2 separate regions of the Homo sapiens genome follow, and region 2 is linked to region 1. Evidence: chromatin contacts called from ENCODE Hi-C or POLR2A ChIA-PET data. All regions are on one chromosome and are shown on one strand. Each heading gives the region's core, a stretch centred on a gene start or an enhancer-like site at or near the end of the contact. The rest is flanking DNA. Distances are from core to core; before and after follow the strand shown.

Evidence for each region. A loop is a pair of places that touch in the nucleus more often than their neighbours do. ChIA-PET counts read pairs that join two places held with the same protein, here RNA polymerase II (POLR2A). Pooled maps may share reads with other maps.
Region 2: a loop to region 1 is called in a pooled map, with 7 times the contacts of the local background. The contact joins two enhancer-like sites. A Hi-C loop is called at or near these places in 2 of 168 maps with a recorded cell type or tissue (A673 and chondrocyte), 8 of 37 single-sample maps with no recorded cell type and 5 of 50 pooled maps. POLR2A ChIA-PET finds 5 or more read pairs at or near these places in 1 of 52 experiments (BJ).

What each region holds. Positions count from the first base shown.
Region 1 is chr18:63,826,545-63,834,249 of GRCh38, reverse strand. No RefSeq gene overlaps it. Among named protein-coding and RNA genes, the nearest start is that of SERPINB7, 55 kb to the right of the region's middle. Within about 2 kb of position 2,994, at least 3 of the 41 ENCODE cell types and tissues checked have a DNase peak (open chromatin) inside an H3K27ac peak, as active enhancers do.
Region 2 is chr18:63,602,218-63,608,949 of GRCh38, reverse strand. No RefSeq gene overlaps it. Among named protein-coding and RNA genes, the nearest start is that of SERPINB13, 18 kb to the right of the region's middle. Within about 2 kb of position 4,034, at least 3 of the 41 ENCODE cell types and tissues checked have a DNase peak (open chromatin) inside an H3K27ac peak, as active enhancers do.

The DNA of each region.
Region 1 (7,705 bases), core at 1,745-4,244:
ACACAGGAAAAGAAGGGATGACCCGAAGAAGATTCTCTGGACTCCTTGCACAGTGCTCCTAGACAGGTGCACATTTTGGCAGCGTATAATTATAAAGTTAACAACTTAGCCAGCATTTTCTTTTATGAGAAAGAAACTTTTGATTCTCCTAACAACCTTGTGAAGGAGGCAATGTTGAATGTCTGTTTTGCGGAGGAGGAAAATCACCTCTGGGAGGTCACTGCCTTCCTCAAGTTTGTCAATTACTAAATGCACCGATTCAGGATTTCAACTTGGATCTGCAGACACTAAATCCAGCGCTTTTCCCATCATGTTTTCAGTGGGATCCCCTGAGAGGAACCACGAGTACCTGGAGGCAAAGGGTAAACAGAGCTGGATGATAAGAAGGTAGGAATTGAGAAGAGGAGAGGAGCAAAAGCAAAAAAAGAATGAGCATAAAATAAAAACACATTTTGCCCCCTAAGTGATTTCAAGTATGGAACTTCTTTGTAAACTTGACAATGTTTCACAAATGTATTTGTAAATCGTGTCCAGTCTTATACAAGGAAAACAAGGGCAACCACTCCCCTGCCTTTTTTTTCTGTTTCATCTTCTGCTATAGGAGCCCTGGCTCTGGGCCTCAAAATGAAGATGGGGGAATTGGTGAATAGAACAGGGCAGGATTGTGGTTAAGAGTGGAGGTCTTTTATCCAAACTTCTGAGTTTGAAAATTCAGTCTGACCCTTTCTACTTGTGTGTTACATTATAAACCTAAGTCTCCGTTTCCTAGCTTTGAAATGAAAAAAAGTTAGTGCCTCTCAGGATTTGGGTGAGAATTAAATCGGGTCATTTGTGTGACCTTTGCAGAGTGCCTGGTAGACACCATACACCCGGTGAGGGCTAGCTTAGGTAAACAAGCTTTTGTGAACCAACTTGGTAATCTAATCACACAATAGTATTGTTTTATTGGAAAAGCCATTCTAAATTTTGACAACCTATAAATGAGGTTCTGAGTAAGTTGTAAACTGCCTAAGAAATTGTGTTGATCTTAATTTTTAAATAAATGCAATTATTAGTATGCTATAATTTTAACCCTTGGAAACTGAACCAAGGAAAAATGGGAGGGATACCTACATGAGACAGTGGAAAGAAAAACACTGCTGAGAAGCACAGTTTAGACCGAGAGTGGTCGCTCATGCCTGTAATCCAAGCACTTTGGGAGGCTGAGGCCAGAGGATCACTTGAGCCCAGGGGTTTGAGACCTGTCTGGGTAACATGGCAAATCCCCGTCTCTACGAAAAAATACAAAAATATCCAGGTATGGTGGCATGCCTGTGGTGCCAGCCACTTGGGAAAGAGATTGCCCTATTTCTCGTCCACTCTTCACATACTGTCTTTTCTGGCTTTTCTTCATTCCGTTTGTCCTTAGTGGAAGGAGGTTCATGTTTGCAGTGACTCATTTAGACTCTTTTGGGGATGGAATTTATTGGGAGATAGGCATTTAGACATTAACCAATGCAGCATCAAGCAAAAAAAAAAAAAACTATTTGCATGGAATTTACATTAACCATATACCAGTGAGTAACCACCTGCAACTCATACTCATTTCAGAAACCAGGGATGACTGTTTTCATTTAGAGTGGTGAATCAATGTTAGGCATTCTAACAGGAAAAAATTAGTTGGTCATAAAGATCTATACTCATCTCCCTGCCCTAATCTTCCCCCTTTAGGATCATTGTATCAAACTGTACTCACACTTGAGGATTTACCTACTTTTCAGAGATCTTAACATTGCTCTAAAGTGTTCCATTTTCATGACTCAACCCAAGGATATTTAAGTACACCCAGAGTGTTGAGAATATAATTATGTAGGTAGTATGAGTTTGTGGCAAAATTGTGCTCAGATTCCAATTCTGCCACCAACAAATTTAGTGTTCCTATAATAACCATGGGAAAGAAGCCTTCAATAGTAATAATCTAACATTAATAATCATTAATTACCAATAATAACTCAAATATCACTTTGTAAAAGAGGTTTTCCCTGATCGTCCTGTGTAAAATAGATGCTTTCCAACCCTGTCACTATCCCATGTCCATCTTTTATTTTCATAGCATCTAGCGATGATATTATTTCTACATTTGTTTATTTGCTCATATATAAATGTGTTTATTTACATATAAGAGCTGAGATTTTGATTTTTCAGCCATGGTCTTAGTGACTCTGGGCAGATGTTTTAACACCAAGTCTAGAGTGGGCTGAGAAGCCAGAAACAGGCCTCTAAGATGTCACAGACACTAACTTGCTATGAAAACTTGAGCAAATCATAGAGTTGCCAGGTCTGCAGGTTTCTTTCTCTGCCAAATGAGCTAGCAGTGCCGGCCCAGCCTGCCTCGCAGGATCAGCGAGGATCTTGCCACCAAAGATGGAGACAGGGTGGAGGGGAGAATGAGATGTTCCCAGCAGGAGAGAAACAGGTGTGAGCAATGCAGAACCCAGGAGAAGCACAAAAAGCGGAATAAATGAAAGGAAGGCAGGGATTTAAAGAAAGCTGCTGAGGAATGGTGAGGTTGGTCTAGATCACCACTTCCCAATGCAAGAACACACAATGTGGCACAGCTGGGGCTACATGAGACTCAGGAAAGTGTCAGAGAAGCAAGAAAGGAGCAAAGATGAGCATTGCATCTGCATGTTGCAGCCTTGAGTGTTGATGGAAATAGATTCAGTTGGTTGGCAACAGGTCCGAAGGAGATGCCAATACGTAACATGTCAAAAATGCATGTAGAACAACAACAAAAACCTGTGAGGACCAAAAGAGAAAAGCACATGACTATGTTTTGAACACCTAAACTTTAAAAAGTACAAGCAACAAATTCTAATATGTGGGCATTTACTTTATTTGGGGGTTCTGCTTATTTTTGTAAATGGACAGGACACCACAGGAAGTAGGAGTGTATGCGGTTACTTTAACCTCAAGCTTTCTGCATGTGTCATTCTCAAGCACAGAGCCTTTCTCTTGTAACTACAGCTGCGGAGGCTCAGTGGTTTATCTGTTCCAAGTGGATGTCTTTGCTGGGTAGGACAATGACCACACTCAGGTGATCCTCCACGTTGGGCATCTCAAGCACTTGTAAAGGAGGGTCCTTAATGGAGCCTCCTTTTAAAGCTAAATGGAGCATGTATCATCTCCACAGGTCTGCTCTGAGACTACAAAAGTAAAAACAGTGAAATAATAAAGCCAATCTCTTTCTTTTGCTATTTAGGACATAGAAAATTTATGTTTATTTTCATCCTCCAAAATTGCCTACAGTTGGTGGCAAAAGAAAACCATCCATCCGTCTTTAGAAATACCTACGATTGAACGTTATTTTGATGACATAAAGAGGGGAGGAACCTAAACAAAGCTGCTACTAAAGTCCAAAGTATTCAAGTTCCCCAATATATTAATTTCATTCAGGTGTACTTTTTTGACTTCCAGATGCAGTTAATTCACTTCAAAGGGCTGGGAAATACCCACACCATAAGATCTTACCAGGATAACCATTTTTAAAGGACAAATAGGTCCTTTCAAGAGCATAATTTAGAAGTCTCTCCAGCTCGAGTAAAATCTGACTAATCTTAACTAGTCAGCAGCATTGAGCTGATTCTGATAATTTCTGGAGTTACAAAATAGCTAAGAATGTGACAAAGCACTAGGTGAGCTCTCATAATTGGACTACTTTAAGGAAATTTTGTTATGACCATAATGATACTTTATGTTTTTATCTTTGAAATGCTAGTTAACAGGTATATACACCTGCATTGTGTATATAAGCCAAATGGATGAGATTTTTCTGTGAAATAAAATATTCTGTTTTGTTAGCTGCTTTCTCTAGCAAATCTATTTGCTGTGGGGTATGCTTACCCCTTTGAGCATCTCTTTATGAATCCTGCTAAAATAGCCCATTTTCTACATACTGTGATTCCCCAACCGGGCTGATCCTTGGAAGGACCTAAGGGGCTCTTTGAAAATATGTATACTCAAGTTCATCATGCAAATCAGAGTCCCCAGGAAGGTGGCCCTAGAATCTGTATTTTCAAAAATCACAGCCATAACATCTATATAATTTATTGTTCATTTTATAACCTCAAAATGTGAATGTGATGGTAATATTCTTTGTAAGGGCATTACTACATACTTCCAGATATGACTAATGTGTTTGGCTAGAGGTTTATGTTTCTCCTTAATTTACTACTTATTTTATATGAAAAGTATTTATTCAGAAATAGAAAGTCTATTCTTACAGTTGACAAGAACAAATTTTAAATTTACTTGTAATTTCAAGCATTCCTTGGTGGGCTGGAATAAATGCATTTGATAGCACAGTGGCTTAGTTATTATATACAGATCAATTCTTTCTTGTTAAATAACATGTCTTATTTTGGTTGTGGCCTGATATTTGGGACATTTTTGACACTTAGAAAAGTTGGGAAGGCTGAGGGTGCTAAGTAGAAGGGCAGTAAGCCTAGAACCTTCCACCTTGACTGTGCATTTTGTTCACCAGTTCAGCTTGGCTTTGTAGGGAGATCAAACTCATTTTAGAAGTGACCTGCCTGGTGCAGCAAACCACCATGGCACATGTATACCTAGGTAGCAAACCTGCACATTCTGCACATGTATCCCAGAACTTAAAGTATAATTTTAAAAGAAGTGATTTGCCTGTTAGTTCCTCAGTTGTCTCTTGCTGTTATTTTCTATTGCCTGACCTTATTTCCAGTTAGCAAGAGGTAAGTGGCTTGATAATAGTTTAAGTGGTCTTAACCAAGACTTATTTTAAATACTTTCAAAGTCTATATTTCATAGCATTTTTCAATTGTACAACTGCATTGCTAAAATAGAATTTCTATTTTTATACAGGGTAAAAAACAGTGGAAAATTTTAAAGAAAGGTTCAACAAAAAAATAAATATTTTATAAATCAAAATCTGCTTTTTATTGCAAATGTAGCTAGGATAGCCACTTGGAAATTAATTTGCTTCCCTAAGGCCAGAAATAATTTAGCAGTTCTTAAGGACAAAAATTTTGAGGATTACTTTTAAGAGATAAACAAATTAAGCCATGAGACTACATGAGACCACCTCATCCAACGTGAAAGCCATTGCTTTTGTTTGGTCTTTCTGAAGTGCATTTTTCTGGTTCTCTCTGAAGGAGATGGCATTAACCAACACCAGCTGATTGGGAGATATGAGGCTGTGGGGTGATAAGAGATCCTAGATTTCACCCGTGGGAAGTGAAACAAAGCAAGACCATACTTAATCAACAATTGAATATGAATTATTTTCACTGGTTTTGTTTTGACTTTAGATCTATTTTTAACTGGCATATATAATTAACACCAGATATCTTCATATGAACCAAAAACAAGACTTTTGAGCAAATATGTAAAGCATTCCCAATTATATAATGGACAAGGAATGTGGAAGATGCAGAAGAAAAGAAAGTGAGTGTATAGCCTATTTATCTATTTTATAGAAACATGCAAAATTGTGGATGAAATTTTCTTGTCATACTGTTAATAAATGTTATACTGTTAATGTGTCTTTGTTTTTCTACCTTCAGTAAAATCCTTGACTAATAATAATGACATGGAGCAAAAACTCAAATGTAAAATAAAAGACAAAATCTTCTGAGAAAATCTAGCATATTTTCTTACATGTACATTTGCATGTACCCTATGACCCAGCAATTCCACTAGTAGATATTTATTTAACAGGAGTGAAAGAATATGTACTCAAAAAGCCTTTTACAGGAATATTCACAGCAGCATTATTCATAATAGCTAAAGAAATACCTGAGACTGGGTAATTTATAAAGAAAAGAGATTAATTGGCTTACAGTTCTGAAGGCTGTACAGGAAGCACAGTGGCTTCTGCTTCTAGGGAGGCCTCAGGAATCTTCCAGTCATGGCAGAAGACAAAGAGGGAGTGAGGCGTCTCACATGGCAGGAGCAGAAGCAAGAGAGAGAGATGGGGGAGGTTCTACTCACTTTTAAATGATCAGATTTCATGAGAACTCACTATCGTGAGAATAGCACCAAGGAGATAGTGCTAAACCATTCATGAGAAACTGCCTCCATGATCCAATCACCTCCCCCCAGGCTGCACCTCCAACGCTGGGGATTACAATTCTACGTGACATTTGGTGGAGACACAGATCAAAACCATATCATAAACTCTGAAAAATTCATGCTTCAGCTGGGTCTGCCTAAAGTATGATTGAAGTTGTTACAAGCTAGCAACTGAAAGTTAGAATCCTAAACTCTTTTGTATTTTATATGAAACAAAATGCATGTATAAAATATATTTTATATTCTATATTAGCATGTATTTATCTATCTGTAATATCTTTTTTATTTTCCCATAGTTTTGCGTGCATTTATCTATCTGTAATATCTTTTTTATTTTGCCACAGTTTTGATAGCACAGACAATTCTAGAGTAGATTAAATAAAGACAGAAAGAAAAGGTTTCGACTTTATTTATGGAAACATGTTTTATTCTAACTTACCAAGAGAAGTGGATGAGCTGCTTCTGCAAAAATTCCACTTGCCATGTGGGCTTGATTGCAGCTGGACTTACTGATTTCAGAGAGGAAAGCTTGAATACGTGAATAGACTCTTCTATCTTGATCACATAAGATAGTGTTAGAAAATACTTGAAAATGGGAATTGTGGTATCTGGTACTTTAGTATTAACTGAAGTTGACAAAAAAGGAACCAAATACTATTAATTCCACTATTTGTACATATTTATTTTATATGAAAAGTATTTATTCAGAAATAGAAACTCTAATTTTACACTTGACAAGAACTCATTTTATATTTACCTATAATTTCAAGCACTTCTTGGTGAGCTAGAATGAACATGCTTGATAGCACAGTGACTTAGTTATTATATACAGATCCATTCTTTCTTATTAAGTAGCATGTCTTATTTTGGTTGTGGTCTGTTATTTGGTACAATTTCTGGACACTAAAAATAGAGGTTGGGAAGGCTGAGGGTGATGGAAGGGTGGTAAACCTGGAGTCTTTTGTCCTTACTGTGAATTTCATTGACCAGTTCTACTTTACTTCTGAAAGAGATAATGACCATTTTACAGGTGGCCTGACTGCTAGCTCCTCTCTATATTGTCTATTGCTGTTATTTCTCATTACCTGACTTTATTTCCAGTTTGCAATAAATAACTTAAATTCTTGCTTTTCACCAAAATGTGCAGCCTGACAATCTGAGTGAACGTGGAGAGCAGGCATCAGAGCAACATGTTACAATCATAAAGGAGTAAAGGGTGACTTGGCACATCCCTGCCCAAGTCAGAATTCATCCTATCTTCCCCACCAGCTGGCCCAGAGCAAACAATACTGACGTATTAATTTTAGTACAGTTGACATCAGGAAAATGTATTTGCTGTGTGTTTTAATACGTAAGAATTATGAGCCATAAAATCTGGTCTTAGCAGCCCCACCATGGATGATACTGGGGAAGCCCACATCTTTTATGAAGTGACAGATGGCTGTAGACAAATGAAGGTATACATTATACATTTCCCCCAGAAATGAACATATATCAATAAAACTCATAAAGTCAAACCATCTTCATATAGTTACAATTTCAAAATATGATATATTTATCTCTTTGTGGTTGACATTCCCATATTCATCTACATTTTTTGATCCTTGTATTTGTTGAAAAC
Region 2 (6,732 bases), core at 2,785-5,284, 230 kb after region 1:
GCTAGATGATGAGTTAGTGGGTGCAGCACACCAGCATGGCACATGTATACATATGTAACTAACCTGCACATTGTGCACATGTACCCTAAAACTTAAAGTATAATAATAATAAAAAAATTAAAAAATTAAAAAAAAAAAACAAGAAACACACAAACCTGGAAATGGCAAATCTCCTCTGTAGCGATGAAAAGCAGACTAGAGGTTGCTGGGCCAAGGCTGCATGCGTGGTTCCCTGGGAAGCAGAAGCAGCAAACTTGGAGGATGGTGTTGTGTATCTTAGTCACTGTGGTGTTTTCATTCCTGTATTCATTTGTCAAAACTCATCAAATCCTAGGCTTTAATGGGTACATTTTATGTTACATAAATTATATCTTAACAAAGTTGATTATTAATTTTTTTACATACTCCTGAATTTTTCCTTACAGAAAAATACCAAATAATACAGGTATTCTCCCTTTCAGAAAGCGGAGCTTAAACCCTCCCCTAAGAAGGTGGGCTGGACTTCATGACTTGCTTTCAAATAATGTATAGTATGGAAAGGAAAAACTAGAAACTTTACATTGGAAAAACCTGGCAAACTCTACCTTAACCAAGTGATCAAGGTTAACACCCCAGTGATGTCATGTAGATATCGGGGACCCCCTCATATGATGAAATAAAAAGGCATTTCACCTCTGTGATATCCTTTCCAAAAGCCCATACCCCTTCTCTAATCATGAGAAAATAAATCAGACAAGCCCAAAATACAAAATACCTGCCCAGTACCCCTCAAAACTGCCAAGGTCATGAAAAACAAGGAAAGCATGAGAAATTGTCATTGATCCAGGGATCAGAAGAGACCAAGACATGATAACTAAATGCATAGTTATACCCTGTACTGTATCTTACAACAGAAAAATAATATTGATTTTTTAAAATGATAAAATTTAAATAAAGTCTGGAGCTTAGCTAATAGTAATTTTACTAGTTTTTTATTACTGCATAATGAATTACAACAAATTTATTAGCTCACACCTGCATAGCTGTGTGCATTTATTGGCTCATCAGATGTCTGGGCGCAGCATGATGGAGTTCTCTGTTCAGTGTCTTACGAAGCTGAAATTAGGGTATCAACCAGGCTGTGCTCCTTTCTGGAGGCTCTGAAGAAGAATACACTGCCAAGCTCATCTGAGTTGCTCCCCATATTCATTTTTTTTGCTATTGCAGGAATGAGCTCCCCATTTCCTGGTTGGCTGTCAGCACGGCCTCTCTTAGCAGCTAGAGGCTGCTCTGAGTCTTGCTATTGGAACCCTTATCTTCAAAGTTAGCAGGAGAATGTCACTCTTGTCAAAACCCTCTCAGGCTTTGCATCTCCCTGACTTCCCTGACTCTCACCTCTTGACCAAGATTTAAAGGGCTCATAGGATTGGGTCAGGTCCACTCTAATAATTTCTCCATCTTAAGGTCAACTGATTGGGACCTTAATTACTTCTCCAAAATACCTTCACAGCAACAACCACGGGATCATTTGATCGAATAACTAGTAGAAGGTGTGCATAGATCAAGGGCCTTGACTCTTAAGGGCCATCTTAGCATTCTGCTTGCCACAGTGATGTGCCAATGTTGGTTTATTCTTGATAAATGCACGACAATAATTAGCAGAAACTGAAACTGAGTGACTGGCATATGAAAACTCACTCTACTATCTTTGCAACTTTTCTGCAAATCTAAAATGACTCCAAATAAAAATTTATGTAAAGAACATTCTCTTTTAAAAACCTAGTTAAATACATCATCTCTTTCCTGCTGGGACACAGACTGATAGAATTACTGCATTCAATTACTATAAACAATTATAGAGGAAGGAGGAGGATGACGATGAAAAGGAGAAGGAAAAAGAAGCAGCAGCTAACATTTACTGAGAATTTTTTAAGTGCCAGCCATTTTCTTAAGCACTTCGTATAGACAATCTTATTTAATCTCAAAAACAACCCTACAAGGCATTACTTTATTGGGTGATCTCCCCATTTTACAGATGAAGAAATTATGATAGAGACGGTTATATGGCTTGCTCAAAGTCACATTATTAAGTGGTGGTGGAGCTAGAAATCAAATTCAGGTAATCCGATTCCAGAGTCCTCATTTGTAAGCATTTCCCCATCGGACCTCTCATGCATATTCCACATGTTCCACAACACCAGCCACTCTGTCTTTCCTCAGAAGCTGATCACTTCCAAAGAATGTAACATGGGCAGTAGTTTATATTTGACCCAAATACTTCTGTAAATGTGATTATCACCATAGAAGCCAACACAACATTGCCCTAAATTGTCTTACAAAAAAGAATGCTCAGAGCTTACTCTGATGTTTCTGTTTATTAATAAATGCATTCTTATCCAAAGAATTTGATCAATTATAATAATGTGCCCACTGAAATATTACCAACCTACCTTGAAGCAGATGTGAATTATACAATTCATAAACCATCTCTCAGATGTAAACAAGAAGCAAGAGATTCATTTGAAAACTATTACCAAAGAAGGCCGGGCACGATGGCTCAAGCCTGTAATCCCAGCACTTTGGGAGTCCAAGGCGGGTGGATCACGAGGTGAAGAGATCGAGACCATCCTGGCCAACATGGTGAAACCCCATATCTACTAAAAATACAAAAAATTAGCTGGGCGTGGTGGTGTGCACCTGTAGTCACAGCTACTCAGGAGGCTGAGGCAGGAGAATCACTTGAACCCGGGAGGCTGAGGTTGCAGTGAGCCGAGGTTGTGCCACTGCACTCCAGCCTAGCGACAGAGTGAGAATCCATCTCCAAAAAAAAAAAGGAAAGAAAACTATTACCAAAGTTGAAAAAAATTTTAAGGTTTAACTCTCAGATTTACTTTTCTTATTCTCCCTGTAATAGATGGTTTTCTATCTAGGCAAACTATAAGGCAAAATTTAAATTCTCTAAAAATATGCTAGCTGTGCCATTGGCACCCACCCCCCCCCCACCCCCCCGCCGCTCCCCGTATGTAAAACAAGTGGAAATCTTTTCAGTCAATTCCCCAAAATAACTAGGACTCCAGCCATCCCTTAGAAACAGATTCCAACCTGGCTGCTATTAATAAGTTTTCATCTAAAGATGCTGTGTATTCCCCAGTCTTCTTCAGGTACCCAGAATTGAAGCCCAGCTTTAACTAGCTTAACCAACTACAGACATTTGCTGGCTGGTAGAACTGTGAAACAGAGTGGATCAGGTTTTCTGTGTGTGTGTGTGTGTGTGTGTGTGTGGGCGCATGTATGTGTGTGTCAGTGGGTGGCGAAAATGAGATTCATCCCTTGGCACTGTTTCTCAGTATTGGTCTCATCTTCTTCTACTGTATAAGGGAAAGCTTCCTGCACCATGAGAAGAACAGTATATGACTTCAGGAAATACGTAGATAACTTTATGCCATCTAGTAACCCCAAGGAAAGAGGGCTTCAGTCCCATCATGTTTATATGAAGTCCAAGGCCACATTCTTATCCCTCAGACAGACTACTGTGGCTGAACACAGACAGTGATTGGCCAGGACTGAGCCATGTGACCAGTCGAGGTCCTTTAGAACTGATTAACAACCTTGCCAGATTAGAGCCAAGTGGCACCAAGAGAGGGTTTAAACAGCTGTTCCTCTGCTGTTTGCCAGATAGGATACTGCTCAACTATATCACCTGACTGTTTCCTGATATCCTCCTTTTACCACTTATGGACATGCCCAGCTCCATTGTGGACACTTGTAAACCCAAAGAAAGAGACCTTGAATATTTGGTCAAGGGAGTGTGGAATGAAGGGGCTTCATATCTGTAGCTGGTGGGGGAAGCACTGATGAAGGCCCTGAACTGTACCTGTGGTTAGTAATACTCCTGCTGTATCTGTTTACCTGTTGGCCCATCGTTACTGCATTTTCATTCACTGCACTTGCTAAAGGCTTATTACTCACAACTCAGATGAATCACCTCCACTGCTTCATTCCTGCCCTTTTTAATAGACTGAGAAGGGGGTGGCCATCTAACTGGTCAGAAGCAGAAGAGCTGGTTTGGCCTTTTCATCCTAAGCCCGAGGTGTCTTGTTGCAATACTCAGGGGTTTTATGAATGTAGGGCACTTAAAGACTCTTTGTTCCAGCTTTGAGCCTCATTCTCCAGTTCTTGAGCATCAGAGGTGTCATTCAACAAAATGCCCATGAAAATTAATACTTCCCCACCTTTTAAATTCCCTTAAAACATTTTGTATTGAAGCATTTTATTATTTTAACTCCTTTTTGTTTAAATGTCCTCTTTTGAATATCATTTTAAACACACAATCTTTTTTTACTTTTTTATTTTATATCTCTATATACAACCTGATGTTTTGATATACATGTACACAGTGAAATGGTTGCTCTAGTGAAGTAAATTAACATATATCCGTCATCTCACATAGTTATCCTTTTTGTATGTGTGGCAAGAGCACCTTAAATCTACTATTTTCACAAAAATCTTATATATAATACATTATTATTAACCATCATCCTTGTCTTGTACGTTAGAGCTCTAGACTCGTTCATCCTACATATCTTCAACTTTGGATCCTTTGACCTATATCTCTCTATTTTTTCTCCCTCTCCCTGCATCTCCCCAATCCCTGATAGTTACCATTTTATTCTCTTTCTCTATGTATTTGACTTTTTTATATTACACATTTAAGTGAGATCATTCAGTACTTTTCTTTTTGTGTATTACTTTTCACTTAGCATAATGTCCTCCAGCTTCATCCATAGCAGCTTCATCCATAACTTCTGGGTGTAGCCATGGCAAGGGTAAACTGATATGGCACACTGGTGGGCATGTCTTCTGGAGAGGTGCTTCCAACTCTTCCCTGTTTTAGCTAGTCCTCAATTTGTCTGATGTCTGAACCCCACTGCCAGAGTTGAGTCTTGCCTGCTGAGTCATGTCCAGACTCCTACCTCAGAAGTATGAAGCATAACTGGTGTTACAAACACCATCTTCAGAACAGTGATTAACCTTCAATATTGAGGAATAGAAAAAGTACAGAATTGGGTTTAGCTGTATATGTAACATTTCCTGTCTTTGAAAACAGAAATTGAAACAAATATGCAAAATGTAACTATCCGTTGAATCTGCTGATCATATTGTTTTCTATTTGTTTCTGTTTGCCTGGAATATTTATAGCTAAAAATAATTTTTAATTGTTACCAGGCAGAAGAAAATGTTTTAAATAAACAGCATATAAAAATATTCCAAAAATAATATTCGAGGAGCTGATGTTGTGAAATGTCAAAAGGAACTGAGAACAGCAATTTTCATTATGCTAAAATACTGAAAATAACATATGTGCATTAATTAGGGATGAGGCAGGAAAAAAGGACTCACACCAGGTATTGCAACAGAATGAATTTAACATGAGGAATTCATAAACAGGTGTTAGGGAACCCTGAAGCAACAAAACAAAGTAACTGTAGACAAGAAGGACCACTCCAACAGTGAGGGAACAAACTGTAATGTTGGGAATATCAGAGCCTAGAAATTTGGTAGAGAATCTCTATTTTGGAACTCAGATCTGGAACTCAGATTTTGGAGGAAAGGGCATCACATAGTTAATGCTGATGTATCTAAAAGGTCATAATAAGGTTAGGAGGTTAGGAGGACTAAAACCAAAACTACACTTCCAGGAGAGAAAAACCCTTGCTGGAATGAGGTTAGAGATAGAGTTAGGAGCAGGAAGAAAACAGACAGAATATAGCTGGGCATAGTGGCTCATGCCTGTAATCCTAGCACTTTGGAAGGCCGAGGTGGGCAGATCACTTGAGCCCAGAAGTTTGAGACCAGCCTGGGTGACACAGTGAGACCTCATCTCTACAAAAAGTACAAAAATTAGCCAGGCATGGTGGCACACACTTGTAGTCCCAGCTTCTTAAGAGGCTGAGGCAGGAGGATCACTTAAGCCTGGGAGGTTGAGGCCACAGTGAGCCAAGTTCATGCCACTGCACTCCAGCCTGGGCAACAGAACAAGACCCTGTCTCAAAAAAAAAAAAAAAAGAAAGAAAAAGAAAAGAAAAAGAAAGAAAGAAAGAAAGAAAGTCTCTCCTCCTACCTTACAGTATCCCTCTACTGCCCTCTGAGATTTTAACAAGAGTACTCAGTTGGAACATGAAAAACGAGAACTGATGGCTTCAAGTTAGTTTTATTATTCAAAATAGTTTGGGAACTTCTTGGGGATTTTCTTAGAGCCACAGCTTAGAATTTGTACTATCCTCAGTGGAAACAAACTGAAGAATTTCATTTTCTGAAAATCAAGAGTGATAACTCACAGTCATTTTAGGATAAAAAATTGAATGATATAAACTAGAAAATAATGTTCACATGTTCTCTTAAAAAAGGTAAATTTAAAAATTTTGCCATCTTAAAAACCCTTTCAAAGAAGAGATGGAGATATAAAAAAATCAAACAAACTGATTACCAAAAAAAAAATTACAAAAATGAACAATGGCCAAGTGTGTGCATACAATCTTTGCTTTAAAATCAGTGCATTGTTGGAAAGTTCTATAATATTAATTATAAGTCTTTAGAATAAAAAATGTCAGAAAAGCCTGGGGAAAAACCAACAAATAGGAAGTTTACAAAATATAGGTAAAATTTTAGATGAAATTATCTGGAAGATGATTTTCCAAATTAATGCCAATGTAAACTGAATACTCAAAATTGTCAGAAGTTAAATAGAATTTT